2 separate regions of the Mus musculus genome follow, and region 1 is linked to region 2. Evidence: chromatin loops called from intact Hi-C (ENCODE). Cell type or tissue: gastrocnemius. All regions are shown on one strand.

Region 1 (8,000 bases), 61 kb before region 2:
CGGAAACCACGGGCAGCTGCTCTGTCCCCAGGCAAGAACACAAGATAGCAAAACTTCTGATGAGCAGGAACAAATGAGCAGGCACATTCACTACGACAACTGCTGCTCCACCTCTGCCTTCTGACATACAAGGCGTCCTTCTTGGTTTGTGTTTGACCAGGTGACTGAGACCTTGGCAGTATCAGAGGCAGAAACAACCAAGTCTGTTTGTGCCAAGGGGTAATTCGGCCCCTCACTCAAGTGTATTCTGAATAGAAGCAACATCTTCTAGTGTCACCAGCATATGTCCATATGTGAGCCCATGAGTTAGCCTGGAGCACACACCTCAATCACTACTGTCCTCCTTGTGACCACTCCACTACATCACATCACAGGTAAGACACAAACCAAGAATTAATAACACAAGCACACATGCACCTTGCTCACACACACACTTCAATTCATATCACCTCACAATTTTTCAGAGTGCCATGGTGTGTGTGCATCTGTGTATATATGTGTATGTGTGTTTGTGTATATTTGTTTGTATATATGTAAGTATGTAAGTTTGTGCAGGTGTGTGTTTTGTGTGTCTGCATGTATATGTGTAGATGTATGTATGTATGCCTCTGTGTATATTTATGGATGATGTGTGTCTGTGCATCTGTAGATGTGTGTGTGCATATACATGTGTGCCTGTGTTTATTTGTCTACATATGTTTGTGTTTGTGTGTGCACATGTGTTTATCTTTCTTGGTAAAATCAGGATACAATTTTAATGACTCTCACACAAATACTTGTAGTGTCCTCTCTACAAGTGAACTTATCATGGAACTGAGAAAACTAGCCCCCTAGGCAGTGCCATCCAAGGCCCCAAAAGCATAAACTTGTGTGGATTTTTCACAAGTGAGATATGTTGGCATTCTTTTCTTAAAGGGCATCTCAGGATCAAATGTGTAACTTTTAAGACCCATGAAGTGATTGAGACCCATCCCTGCTTCGACACCCACCCATGCAGCCGCTAGCAGTCCACTCTATGAAATGGCGGCTGACATACCGGGGAGAGTAGGGGACAGCAGGTGGGGGAGGGATGTATAGATCCAGGATGGCTGGCTTCTCCTTCTTCAGGGAGGCATCCATGGTACTCTCTGGGGACTGGGTGGTGGTGGGCGGGGGTGAGGTCTGCAACGAGAGAGCCACACACAGAGTGAAAAAGCAGAGGTCAGCATGGAGATCCTTCTTGGTGTACCTGTTCCCCACACAGAACAAGGCAGAGTACAAGCAGATGCTGAGTTCACCCACGCTCACACGAATACTAACAGTGCTCAGTGTCCGTGTTCCCGTGAAGCAATTGGCTCAATAGGGGACCTAGAAGTCACTTTTAACTCTAGCCTTAGGAAAACCACTTAAAACTCCTTCCTTGTGCCACAGTTTCCTCCTCTGGGAAAAGCATGCAGCAGTGTCCCGCTGGTTAGGAGTGTGGCCTTGTGGCTGTGGGTGAGAGCCTGGCTGGCCTTCTGATTAGCCGCACTGCTGAGGCAGCTCGCTCAAATTCTGTGCCTCATCTGTGTGACAGAAATCAATGGGTGGAAGATCCTCTTCCAGCTGGGCAGCTGTGGTAACTGTGGTCACACATATGAAGGGCATGTGACATGCTTGCTGCACGGAAAATATACAACTCTGTTAAATTCAGCAGTGGGGACCCACAGTACAAACACTCGTGTATAAATTAACTTTAAAAATTAAATCCTTACTTTAATTACATTACTGACCTCAAGGGACTTACATTTTTATTAAATATTTAATACTCATACATGACCATGTTTGGATCCAATCCACACCCATTCCCTCTTTTCCTCTCAAATTCTTGTTCTCTTGTTCCCTCCCCGTCCCCATCAGCAGGCCTCTAACTTTATGGCCAGTCAGTATTGCCTGAATGTGACTGGAGGCAGGGCAGCCTGCAGCAGGGGTAGCCTGCCAAGGTCCACATCCCTGAAGAAAACAGACTCCCCCCTCTTCCAGAAGCCATCGGTTGCCTGCTGCTCCCCAGAGTGGTGAGGCTTCGTGAGTTGTGTGATCCGTGCTGGGATTTTGGCTGGCTTGCGTAAGTCTTGCACATGCAGAAAGGACTTATCTAAAATCCCCTATGAGACCTTCTACGATATAACAATGACACTGACCAACCAGCTCCAGCTAGGAAAGGTCCAGTCGGGTCCTCACAATTAGTATGGGAACCACGGCTGAAGGCCAGCAAGTCCATGCTAGACACTGGGTGGGAAGAAGGTGCTCCCCTTTGACCTCAGGTTGTGAAGGAAGCAAGGGAAGTTAATGTAGACAGAACTGTGGTCACCAAGAGAATCAAAGTGACAGCAACATTCAGAAGGGATACAAAGGCACAGAGGCATGGGCTCTGTCTATCTTCTAGAATAATCTCCCAACCTGAGCCCTTAATTCAGTTCAGTATGGACTTCACTGATATCCAATATATCAGTATCTGAAAGCACAGGGTCAAAATCCAGATCCTTGGGGTCACTCCCATAAGACATCCCTGCCACCCTCCAAGTCATCAAGAATGACTTTTGTTTAGGAAAACCCTCATCTGTCAGGATGCAGCCTAAAATCAGAATGGTGGCCACCTCTCAGGGGCAAGGACACGGTAAATGTGTTGAGGAGGAGGAGGAGATGGCACCCCTCCATGGACTGTTGAGCACCCAGGCATAATGAATACTGAAGACTCGGGGGTCAGGAGCTGAGGGAGCCTAGTTCCTGTCTGCCAGTGTTTATGTTCTGCAAACAGCCTGGGCGCACAGTAAGAGCACTTGGTAGTCGAGGCGCATGGCAGTGTCTGCATCTTCACGTGGTACTTCCCAGGGTCGGAAACAAAATTAAATGTGTTTCCATGTCTCTCCAGCTCCTTGTTGCCGTGAAGAGAGAGAAAATGGAAGTGTGCTCCTTCCAAAGTCTATTTCCAAAAGTCAAGGGATGAGGGGGCTGGAGAGATGGCTCAGCAGTTAAGAGCACCACTGACTGCTCTACCAGAGGTCCTGAGTTCAAATCCCAGCAACCACATGGTGGCTCACAACCACCTGTAATGGGATCTGATGCCCTCTTCTGGTGTGTCTGAAAAAAGGACAATGTACTCGCATACAAACAATAGATAAATCTTTAAAAAAGAAAAGAAAAAGAAAGCAAGGCTTAGGAAACATTTCACCCAAAGCTAACAGACAAGGACACACAGCAGGGCTGGCATGTGAGCCCATGAGGTGGGTGCTGCTTGTGGACTCAAGCAGGAGTTCCATCTCCAAGGCCTTGCAAATCATCCGTCGCTCATCTGAAGCACCTCATCACCAGGTCATCGCCTCACATCTACACATGCACAGCTACCTCCTACATGGTGTCTCTTAGGTCTACATATAGTCACGAGCTGGACGCTGCCCCTTCAAAATTCCTATGTTGGGGTCCAGTGACCCCTGCCCTGGAACCTGTGAACCTGTGTGCCATGATAAAGTCGAAATGAGGACATTAGGAGCCAACCTCGTCTGTGTAACGTAAAGACTGAGGGAGGGCCATGGGAAGACAGAGAGAAAAGGCAGCTATTTCCTAGCCAGAGAGTCAGGCCTCAGCAGGGCCCAACCCTACAGATTCCTTGACCTTGAACCCCAACCACTCAACCTATAGTTCTTTGTTATGGCAACCCTAGTAACACAGATAGGAATATAAAACTAGGTGTTGACCTGCCACCTGAGGGTGAAGTCCATGGCCTCTAGCCTGGTACCCTATCTCTGCTATTACATAGCTCAACTTTACCTACCATCTTTGGCTCCAGAGAGCTTGAGGTGACCATGAAGGTAACTTGGGACCCCCATACTGAGATCTCAATCTTTGGCACAAAAAGCCCAGGGCCATCCCTTCTGTAGAGAACAGCCCTAAGCAAACATGGCTACATCTCCTAAGTGGGGCAGCCAGCCTGCAGCTGCCTGATTCCACAGGACCCTCTGTCCTGTAGAGCGGCCACAGGTAGGCCTGTACTTTCTTCATGCGCTTTCTCCCTTCCCTTGTAGCATCTGCCTTTATAGCTCACTTGGAAGAAATCACAACTCTGCCTCTGAGAACTGACCAAAGACAACTTCCACCTGCAGGCCATACATCTGTGCTGTGGGGGCTCATCTACAGATGTTACCCACCTCCCAGCTGAAGGTGCCACCAGACTCCATCAACAAGAAGGACCTCACCTACACAGTCCCTACTCTCTCTCAGCTCTCTAGTGTCTGGTCTCAGGATGACATTTTACACACACACACACACACACACACACACACACTTGAAAAATGCTGAGTTGCATAAAACAGATGCAGACACAGCCAAGCATCGGATGGAGGTCAGGGACCCCTATGGAAGAGTTAGGGGAAGGATTGAAGGAACTGAAGGGGATGGCAACCCCACAGGAAGAACAACAATATCCACTAGACCCCTGGGAACTCCTAGAGACTAAACTACCAACTAAATAGCATCCATGGGCTGGTCTATGGTCCCTGGCACATATACAGCCGAGAACTGCCTTGTCTGGCCTCAGTAGGAGAGGATGTGCCTCATTCTGTAGAGACTTGATGCCCCAGGAAAGGGGGATGCAGGGAGGTGAGGTGAGAGGAGTGTGGGTAAGGCAGGTGGGCGAGCATCCCCTCAGAGGCAAAGGGGAGGGGCAGTGGGGTGAAGAATTCTTGGTGGGGGGGACCGGGAAGGGGGTTGACATTTGGAATGTAAATAAATAAAACAAAAAAATTAAAATACAGAAAAAATAAAACTGCTAAGAGAGAAGACTAAAATATTTTCACCACAAACATAGGTGTGCATGTGTTAACAACAATACATGCAGATCTTAAAATGCTGCATTATATACATAGTTTACATGTCAACTCATTCTTTTCACGTTTGATTTTATGCATATAACTGTTTTTCTGCATGTGTGTCAGCTCACCATGTGTGTGCAGTGACTGTGGAGGCCAGAAAAAAGTGTCGGATCTCCTGAACTGGAATTACAGAAGGCGAGAGCTTCTGTGTGGGAGCTGGGAATGGAGCCTGAGTCCTCCGGAAGAGCAGCCAGTGCTCTTAACTGCTGGGCTGCCTCTCTTTCATTTTAAAACCTAACTGACTTAGTCACGTGCCCCACATGCTCCAGTCTCTCCTTGGTGCTGCTGAGTTCCACTCTGGTATCTACACCTGTGGATACAGCTGCCTCTACACCTGTGAATACAGCTGCCTCTACACCTGTGGATACAGCTGCCTCTACACCTGTGGATTCAGCTGTTACAAAGCGCTCAGACACACAGCTTTCACCTGAAGATGCAAAATAAAAATCACAGGCAGCTCTATAAATGAACTGTGGTCTAAGATTTAAGGACCTTTTAAAGACGAGGTCTCACTTTGTAGCCCTGGCTAGCCTGGAACTCACTTTGTAGACCAAGCTGGCCATGAATTCACAGGGATACACCTGCTAAGATGTTAAGGGCAGGCATCACCACATTTGGCTTACGGACCTTTTCTAAAAACAAAACCAAAGGTTTAAAGTGTTATTAAAAAGAAAAAATTGGCTAATGGGTTTGCTGAGGGTTGGCATGAACTTGTGGGCCCCTGAGCCTCGGCTGAGACAGTAAAGGCAGGTGATGCTTACAGAGGCTAAGTATTGAAACTCATACAGGACAGTTGGTTTGCCTTGTACACACCACCATGGGCTGGCGATTTTGAGTTGTGCCTAAGCAACAGTGTGCAGCCACTGCCCACCCCCTGACCCTTGGCCAAGTGCTGCTAAGCATGCTAAGCACCATGGGTGCACTACCATCAGGTTCAAGCTGTGTGTGCTGCACTCAGTGACAACTGCTATCACCCCATAACTGGAGAAGGGGGGCTTCTAAGAGTCAGGAAGAAAACAAAACACACAAAGGTGGGGATGCTCTTGAAAGTTACAAGGACTTCCCCCGACATTACACAGGTAGTAAAGGTTCCCCTGACATTACACAGGTAGTAACGCTTGCTGGGGAGAAGAGACACTGCCAGGACGGATGAAACTGCTTGCCAGTCATGACCGGGATGCTAAGGACTCAGCTTTGGTGAGTTGTCACTCGTGCTGGGGTGGGCTTTTCGGTGACAGAGCAGCCTCTGAGTCACCATGCTCCCATAAGTAGCCCCAATAAACTGACTGTCAGCTAGACTTGGATGGTTGGCCACGGATGCCCTACCTGGGACAAACGAACACTCCCCAGGAAAAGGCACAGAACTTTGCTTTAAATAAGTGACAAGACAGAAGGCGAGCCTTCCACCTGTGCCATGGTGAGATGGGGGAACTGAACTGACCTTTTAATTACTTAAAGAGTCACATATGCCAAGTGGCTACTACACAGTTCAGCAAAGACCTGGAGTTTACGTTTTCATGCAAGCAGGATTGGAACAGTAATGACTGGCAAACCAGCTCCTGAAACCAATCACCTTCAAACTTGAATCCCTCTTTTAAAGAGCTGTGCCACAGTCTACTCTAGAGGAAGGTCTCTGATGTCACAGTTACCTGCACGAGCGGTGGCTTCCACCGCAGGTTCTTCAGTGGGGCCGGAGTGAAGCTGAAGGAGCCCGTGGGCCTCTTCTTCAGCAGCAGCACCACGCCCGTGGGGTTCTCTCTCAACTTTCTCACCAGATTTTTCAACTGCCACCCAACCTTGGGAAAAGGAGGAGAGAGGCGTGGTCATGAGCCAGTGAACTTATGTTGAGGAAACTCAAGTTATGAGCAAATGGGTAAATGCAAGTGTGTTCAGTTTAGCGCTGACTGCTTCAAACAGTGGAAATACAGGGTACACATTGTAATTTCTTAATATAGAGGTTGTAGAGATGGATCAGCCATTAAGAGCATTACCTGCTCTTGCATATTGAGTGATTCACAGTTGCCTATCATGACAGGTCTAGGATATGATACCCTGTTCCAGCACATATGTACACACACACACACACACATACACAAAATTTTAAATGTTAAGGTAATTAAATTTTCTGAAGGGAAATCATTCAACTTTCAATCATACCCCAATAAATGAACTCACCACTGTCTGCCGATTGACTTGAATGACCTCATCGCCAGCGTGAATCTTTTGAGATCTGTCTGCAGGAGACTGCATAGAAACAAAGAGACCTGGCTTAGGTGTTTAGCCCTCTCTTTCAGCCTTTAGCTCTTTCTTCTGTATAAGAACCAGCAACGGAAATAAAGCTTCCTCAAGATAAAATAAAAACTATGTTTTAAAGTAGTCCATGGGCCTTAGAGTATGAATCTTGTATAATCTATTATGATGTTGGCTACAGTGGATAGCCTCTCCATTAACACCCAACTTTGTCTAAAATATAACATGTATGGGTACACTGTTGAAGTAGTTAGCTGATAAAAGGCATGAGTTCACCTATAAATAATAAATAAACAGCCGGGAAACCTTATACATCTCCCCGTCAGCATTCACCTTGCAAAAGTAGGTAAACTGTTAAACTTGTAAGGATCACTGTAATTCTTACAAACACAAATCTTATTTCTATCTTGTTTTACATATCACTATGATGCTACTCAAATAAGAAGTTAACAGACCAACACACACACACACACACACACACACGGTGGCATATGCACACCTACAGGAATATACACACATACATCCACAATCACACTGGTAAATATGCACATGAACATACACATCCTATACACACACACAATATGCATCATATGTGGGGCTGGAGAGATGTTTCTGCAGTTAGGAACACTGGGTGCTCTTCCAGAGGACCTAGGTTCAAGTCCCACATGGTATCCCACAACTGTCTGCAACTCTAGTTCCAAAGAAACTGGCGCCTTCACACAGACATACATGCAGGCAAGACACATGCACATTTTTAAAAGTATGTCTAGTACTTTCTGAAAGCTATTGCTTAAAAACAACAAAAAGTCCATAAAAGGATGTAAGCCAAACATGGTGCCAAGAACATTCTTGTTCACTGAGTGA
Region 2 (8,000 bases):
CCCAAAGTCAAGAAAAACCCAGTCTTCCTAACAGGTAGGCTTACAGTTCAGAGACTTAAAAAAGACTTAAATCCTAGCACTCCCTGATACCAATGTGCCTCCACTAACTGGACCTTCTTTGTCCTTCATGATCTCACTCACATACATGCATACATCACACACACACACACAGAGCGAGAAAAGTGGGGGGTTGTGGGGAGATGGCTGTTGAGATGTTTCCCACTCTATGGGAAATCATAGCTGAAATCCTGCTCTGGAGGCCACCACTTCAATCAAAGATGCCTTACAGAACATCTAAGTCTGCTGTGGACAGGCAAACGGGGCTACATTTAAGCTCTTCACGGAACCTCAAGCTTCCCAGAGTAAACCCCAAGCCTGGGCACTGTATCTTGCAAGCTTGGGTTATTTCTGTCAGTTCAGTACTCACTCACTCTTACACTCACCTAGCCCTGAAACTCTCCCCTTCCCCGAGGCTGGTGCCTCTGACACCAGGAGGGATGCTGGTAAGAACAAGGCAACTCCCTTTTGCATAAACAGTCCTTTGAAAAGCTGGCAAGGTTCTGTGACTTGGGAAGGGAGGGATGTGACTCTGGTAATTGAGGTGCAGTGGCCACTGGCATTCTCTGCTGGCAGCCATTCCCACAGGGCTTATAGGCGCTGCTCTTACGAAATGACTTGTTGGCTGGCTTCCTTACTTGAGTTTGTCGAGGGTGAACATCTTCCATGTGAGGTTGCTCTTTCAGGGCCATTACTCAGCGTTGTGCATACTACACAATAGACACACCCAAATGCCACTGTCACACAATGGACGCACCCAAATGCTGCTGTCACAAGCACCGGTTATCAAGAGCCTTGGTGAAGCAGGAAGTGGGTGAGTCTTGGGTACTGACTCAGATAAAGCCAGAAAATATGGCCTTGCAGGGCACCTGAAGTGCCTACCTCCCCTCTGCTGTTGAGGGCGTTCAGTGCGTTGCCCACCAAGAGAGGCAGCCGTCAAGTCTCAGGACATTCATGGAAGAACTGAGAGAAGGCATTTAAGAAGTCACTGACCGTTCCCCCCTTCTCCTTGAGGATGCTAAGAGGTAGGCTTGGCCTCCCTTCTCAGTGGCTCAGCACACAGCAGGAAGTCAATATGACCTGATATTCTCTCTCCCATTGCTCTCTGAGATATGACTTACTATCCATGAAGGGTAGGGTATCCTTGTTCACTGTGAAACCGACGCTGTCCGGTTGAAAGAGTGAGCTGGCTCTGCCAGGACAGAGATGCAGCATACTAAGAAGCCCTTTGAGTGCCTCACTCGACACTCAGCACAAGCCACAGTGACCCCATGAGTCCAACTTAAAGCACTGTGCGGCCTGAGTGGCGTGCCACATACAGATGGGGACAGTAAGGACAAGAATATGGGGACAATGAGTAAGGACAAGAATGTCTGCAGCTACTATGCCAAATTGGCACACCCGGCACATAACCACTGTGCAATACTGCAGCAGCCACAGAGAAGGCGGGGTGGGGGTAAGAAACAGGAGGAAGACTGAGCAGAGGGAAGGAGACAGACAGACAGAGAGACCGGGATGGGGGTAAGAAACAGGAGGAAGACTGAGCAGAGGGAAGGAGACGGACAGACAGAGAGACCGGGATGGGGTTAAGAAACAGGAGGAAGACTGAGCAGAGGGAAGGAGACGAACAGACAGAGAGACCGGGGTGAATTAGGTAATGTATTTTCTCTCCGGAATATAGCTTAACTACGCCTCTATAGCAGGTAATTAACCACAGTCCTCTGATGTATCCTCCACCCCAGCAACAGTGACAAGCTCTACCTGTACACAATCCCCACTCTTGCTCTGAGACTTCCAGGGCTAACCTTAGGCAGCAGCCGAGCAAGCCAAAGGTTTTCACCTGGCAGGCCTTGAGTTGATTGATCGCCTGAGACCATCCTGAACCATCTCAAGAACCAAAGACAAGACTGTCGACATTGGAGGTGAAAGCGAGTCTCAACTGGACAATAAAAAAATAAGAAATAAATAAATAATCAAGTTAATCAAGCAGAATATGGGTGTGCCTAGCTGAGCGCCCCCTGCCACACTGAGCCACTCTCTAACTCTGGGAGTCTGTAAGGAAATAGAATGGAGGCCCACATAAGGTAATCTGTTGTTACAAGAAAATTAAGAGAGGCTTATTGGCTTCTAAAACATTGTAGCTACACAATTTCCACCAGGAATGATCATTATCTACAGAGCCACAAACCTTCTAAGGAGCTCCAGTGGCAATCAGATCATTAGGAAGGTCTGCTTCCCGCCTCCTACCACTTCCACAAACCCCCTGTTACAGCACTCCCATGTCCCCCTGAGTCTCTAAGGCTGCCTAGGGGTGTGTCTATGGCTCCCTCCTTTGTAATGATGCTTAGCGAAAATGTTCCTCTCTTCTTTGATTCACAGGACCATAATTTTCAGAGACAGAATTTTCAGGGCAGAACCAAATATTACCAAGTTAATTTTAAAATGCCAATATGTATCCTACTCAATCCCAAACCCATCTCGTGTGTGTGTGTGTGTGTGTGTGTGTGTGTGTGTGTGTGTGTGTGTGTGTGTTGTTAGGAACCCAACCCAGGTCCTTACACTTGATAGACAATTACAAGACTTTTTTAGATGAAGGAGAAATAAAAAAATAAAAATAAAAACCTCAGCCTGGCAGTGGTGGCGCATGCCTTTAATCCCAGCACTTGGTGGGCAGAGACAGGCGGATTTCTGAGTTCGAGGCCAGCCTAGTCTACAAAGTGAGTTCCAGGACAGCCAGGGCTACACAGAGAAACCCTGTCTTGAAAAACCAAAAACATAAAAAAAAATAAAAATAAAAAATAAAAAAATAGAAAATAAAAAATAAAAAATAAAAACCCCACAGTTCGAACATGAACTAACAGATAAAAAGGTACTTACAGCACAGAATCCTCTGTTGCAGAAATAAGCAGGTAAAATGTATTAAACTAGCATTTAAAGCAACTACGAACCTTCTCCAAGGGTGGTCAGGAATCAAGTTGGGGGAAGAACGGGCAGGAGCAAAAATCAGGGGACTGTTTTGTAAACAGAGTAATTGCTAAAAACTAAAAATCTACTCTGTGAAATTGTTTTAAAACCACATTCCACTGAATTACAATTCCGGGCTGTTGAGAATGGATGTTTTCACAGAGCTGAGTATGTGCTTAACCCTGGGAGAAAATCAACCCTGCTGGAAAGCAAGCCAGTGAGAGCCAGGCAGCCACACCCCTCAGAGGTGACACCCAAGCTGTCTTTATATATCCAGCTATAATCAGGATCTGATAGTTTGAAGTGTAAACTGTGTCCTAAGGAGCCCAGAAACTCTGAAAGGTCACCCACGTGGCTAGGGGATCGCAAGTGGGTGACTCATCTGAGCTAGGGTCTGAGATGGTCCCAGCAGATATTCTCTATCCCCGGGTTTGGGTTAAAGTCCTCGCCCGATGTATGTAGGTTTGTAAGCATGAAGACTGGACCAAAGTACAAGGAGGGCAAAGGGAGGAAGGTGGGGGGTGCTAGACCTTACTGCTCATCTCAGGGCCTTGCACCTTGCCCTTGGGTGCTGGGAGAACAGTCTCCCATTATCCTGCTCACTTTTAGGCCATATAAAATCCAAGGCTCTAACTGATCCCATTGGAGTGCAGTCTCAGAACATACAACGCCTACATTCTTAACTCGAAACCATTAGCCTGAGACCTACAGCTGGTCATCGATGACAATGTCCATGCATGCTGGACTCCAGGTGTGCCCAGGGCTCGCACCCCACAGTATGGAGTTAGTGGGGGGGTCCCCTCCTGCCCCAGCTGGGCTTACTCCCCTCTACTCGACTCAGCCCCAGCCCCTGCCAACCCCACCCCTATCTTTCCAGTCAGTCTTTCATGGGTCCTTGTTTCAAACAAAGACCTGTTTTGTGTGTGTCTTTACACTTAAAGTCAGAATCAGTTTTACATCACAAATCAAAGGAAATAAACCTTCACAGGGTCACGTTCCTCCCTCACTGAGCCCTCGGGTGGTAGTTCCCTAAGATTCAAACTGACAAGTTCTATTACACACACACACACATAAATGTGTGTATGTGTATATACATATATATATACACACACACATGCTACATAAAGAACAAACCAAGGCTTGCCTGATGGAACTATGAATCAAAGAATAACTTACAAGGGTTGAAAATACAATTATAAATATTTATATAATGTGGTACATTTACACAATGGAGTACTACTCAGCTATTAAAAACAATAAATTTATGAAATTCTAGGCAAATGGATGGATCTGGAGGATACCATCCTGAGTGATGTAACCCAATCAACAAAGAACACACATGATATGCACTCACTGATAGCCCAGAAACTTAGACTACCTAAGATACAATTTGCAAAACACATGAAACCCAAGAAGAAGGAAGACCAACGAGTGGATACTTTGTTCCTTCTTAGAATGGGAAACAAAATACCCATGGTAGGAGTTACAGAGACAAAGTTCGGAGCTAAGATGGAAGGAAAGACCATCCAGAGACTGCCCCACCCATGGATCCATCCCATAAACAACCACCAGACCCAGACACTACTGCATATGCCAACAAGATTTTGCTGACAGGACCCTGATATAGCTGTCTCTTATGAGGCTATGCCAGTGCCTGGCAAATACAAAAGTGGATGCTCACAGTCATCTATTGGATGGAACACAGGACCCCTAATGAAGAAGCTAGAGAAAGTACCCAAGGAGCTAAAGGGGTCTGCAACCCTATAGGAGGAACAACAATATGAACTAACCAGTACCCTCCAGAACTATGTATCTAGTTGCATATGTAGCAGAGAATGGCCTAAGTGGTCATCAATGGGAGGAGAGACCCTTGGTCCTGTGAAGGTTCTATGCCCCAGTACAGGGGAATGCCAGGGCCAGGCAGCAGGAGTGGGTGAGTTGGGGAACAGGGTGGGAGGGAGGGTATAGGGGACTTTCGGGATAGCATTTGAAATGTAAATGAAGAAAATATCTAGTAAAAAATAAAATAAAATATTGCGTTGTTAGTTATAAGAAAAATTAGCAAATAAAAGAATAAATATGTATATGTATGCATGTGAGTCTATAATATAGATATGCATCATGTGTGCAGTGTGTGCACGTACACTTCCTTCACAAAAGAAGATCACCACAGGGCACAAAGACTGCCTGGCTCCAGCCTGTCAGTGACACACAGAGGACCCTAGTGATCTAGTGCGCTCCTCTCCTGGCTCTCCAGCCTCCTCTTTCCACTCTGCACCCCACCACAGAACCAGCACAATGTCACACTGTCTCTCCTGGTTTTCTGCAAAGAAGATGCATTCCCCGCCAGGAAGCCTTGCTGCCTCTTGCTCATCCAAGGGTCTTGACTTGGATGTCTTTTCCTACAGGAGAGGTCTCCCTGAAGCACCTGCTCACACCTGAGTTAGACCCCACTCCACCCCCACTCCTCCAGGATGCCTAAGAGACTGAATACTTGTGGGCTCCACATTGCTTGATTGAAAGTATCAAAGAAATAGGGGCCCTTGTTGTCTACTGCACCTGGACAGGAGCATTCCCAGTGACAGGTGCTCAATAAATACTGCACGAACCATATTTAGAGTTGATTGGCTCTCTCTGGTTGCACCAATTTTCCTCTTACAGCTTTCTGCCCATGGGCTGGAAACATTACTTATATATGATCTCATAGTGTTCTGGATGCACCAGATAAATCAGAGACACCAAGGGCAGTCAACAGCAATGAGGATTCCCTGCAAGGTTTTGGATCTGACATTAACAAGTCCTGCCTGCTTAACTGGGTAAGCAACAGGACAACACAGAAGTTTGGTGGACAACCAGCTCTTCTCATTCTAAATCCTCGGATTTAGAACAACGTGGGGAGGCAGAAAGCTGGACAAAGTGGAGAAAGATTGTCTCTGAGTGAGTCTCCTCTAAAAGGCACTTGTCCAAAATCACTCGATACATTAAAGGCTTCAGAAGAGTCTGTGGTGTGCACCGTTCAGGGAGGGCACCCTCCCACTCCCACTGTACCAGTTATATCATAACCAAACAATAGCCTGTTACAGAGGTGAGACTCCTTCAGAGCTCTGCTTATCTCGGAAGGTGCTTTTGTTTCTGTTTGGTTTGTTTTTTATTTTCTTTGTTTTGCTTTTCGTTTCTTAGACAGGGTCTCTCTCGACACAGCCCTGGCTCGTAGGGACCTCCTGGATCAGCCAGACTTAGAATCATGCAGTGCACATTGGTTCAGTCCAATTGCATTTGTATTTAAATATAATGAGATAATTGATGCCACCAGCACAGCAACTACTCTATCAAGTTCATCACGCCCAGAGGCAGATATATTAATCGGCTCTCTTACCATCCCAAACGTAGTGCTGGGCAGCGTTTCAGTCCTGCTTTCGAGGGACCCCCCTCCTTTATGCTTGACTTAGGATGATGCAAAGGCATGTGCGTGCGTGCGTGTGTGTGTGTGTGTGTGTGTGTGTGTGTGTGTGTATGCTAGCACACTCGCACACACTCGAGGCAAGTGTGCAAGCTGGAAGCGGTGCATGCATGTGTGCACATGCATGAGGTCAGTGGACAACCTTGCATATCATCTTCAGGAATACCATCAATCTCCTTTGATACATGATCTCTCACCGATTCACCCACCTCCACCTCCCCAGCACTGGGACTGCAACTGCTCACCACCACACCACACCTACTTCTATAAGACTCTGAGACTAAACTCGGGTCTTCACGCTCACTGTGCAGCTACCTCCAGCCTTTCATCTTCACTTGTAAGAGAAATCTGAAAGGCCCCAGGCCTGCACCAGTGTGTGCCATCTCCTCGTCCCTTCTCCCCCACCCCTCCCCTGATCCTTCTCCGTTTCTTACTACCTCATAGGAGAAGTCATCCAGTCTTAAGTACCAGCTTTCTCTCTAGTACACACACCTCCACTAATCCAGACCCGTGAATCCACCCTCCGGCTTCACACACAGGTTAAAAGGCATCACAAGTTCAAAGCCCTGAATATTCCTAAGCCTGCCTCTCCTCTGTGGCTGGCAGAGAGAGAACTTGTCAGTCACAACATTTTAGGGATCTCTTCTCATACCCATACTCTAGCCCCTCAGAAAATCCTACCGGCTTCTCAGGATATGCAAAGCACAGGCTCCCCTCTGGGTTGCCAGAGCTACCACCTGGCCCAAGAGTCTTCTTTCACAGATACAGTGTGTGAAGTGAGGCTAACTCCATATCCTACCGCCATCGCTATACGCTTAAACCATGAACCTGGTATCATTACTTGCCTCACAACCCTCCAATGGCTCCCCAAAACACTAGTAAAGCCAAAGTCTATTTTATGGTCTCTTAGGTACCTCACTATCTCCCATCCCAGTTCCACCCACCCTCCTCTCACTCTCTCTGCTGTGGCCTCAACATGCAGGCCACACCCCGTCTAAGGGCACTGGTACTTGCTCTCTCTTCTATTTATAGGTCACAGCGCTCACTGAGATCTGTCCCTGGTCAGCCTGGCTAAAACTACATCCCCTCCTGCTCCTCATACCCATAAGTCCTTCCATACAGGATATATTACATCTCTCTGCAATTAATTATCCCAGTCAGCAGTTTGCCCCGACTAGACCATGAGCTCTAGAAAGAAAGAAGTTGTAGCCTTGTGTTCTCTGCTGTAGCCTTGGCTCTTAAGACAGTCCCCGGCACACCCACACATAGTCCTTCAGTAAATCCTACTGACTTTTCAGGATATGCAAAATACAAACTCCTCTAAGGGTGGCCAGAGTCACTTGGTCTGACTCTTCTTTCACGAGATTATGGATATAGTGTGTAAACTGAGGCTAAGTGTTAGCATTGGCCAGTTCCGCTGTCTGCAGAGGTTCTGTGGACAGGAGAGCCGGTTCTCTGAGCTTTCTACCTCCTTAGGGTTGTAGTGCAAGCACTGTGCTTGCCAGAACAGCTACCTCAC

What was found. Hi-C counts contacts between places; a loop is a spot of excess contacts. Peaks named below come from ENCODE experiments on the same cell type or tissue, not always from the same donor. Only the 100,000 strongest peaks of a DNase experiment are listed, where the experiment ranks them.
Region 1: a loop joins it to region 2, with 1.9 times the contacts of the local background. A loop is called at or near these places in 2 of 42 quality-filtered maps.

Annotation. Positions count from the first base shown.
Region 1 is chr10:7,127,987-7,135,986 of GRCm38, forward strand. It overlaps Cnksr3 (Cnksr family member 3), which reads right to left. Exons shown (of 13, transcript NM_172546.2): 8 at 7,062-7,130; 9 at 6,536-6,682; 10 at 1,037-1,161. Among named protein-coding and RNA genes, the nearest start is that of Cnksr3, 80 kb to the right of the region's middle. In gastrocnemius, no CTCF peak of the experiment used is centred here; no DNase peak of the experiment used is centred here.
Region 2 is chr10:7,188,658-7,196,657 of GRCm38, forward strand. The region is part of intron 1 of Cnksr3 (Cnksr family member 3); the gene reads right to left. Among named protein-coding and RNA genes, the nearest start is that of Cnksr3, 20 kb to the right of the region's middle. In gastrocnemius, no CTCF peak of the experiment used is centred here; no DNase peak of the experiment used is centred here; H3K27ac peaks cover 344 bases.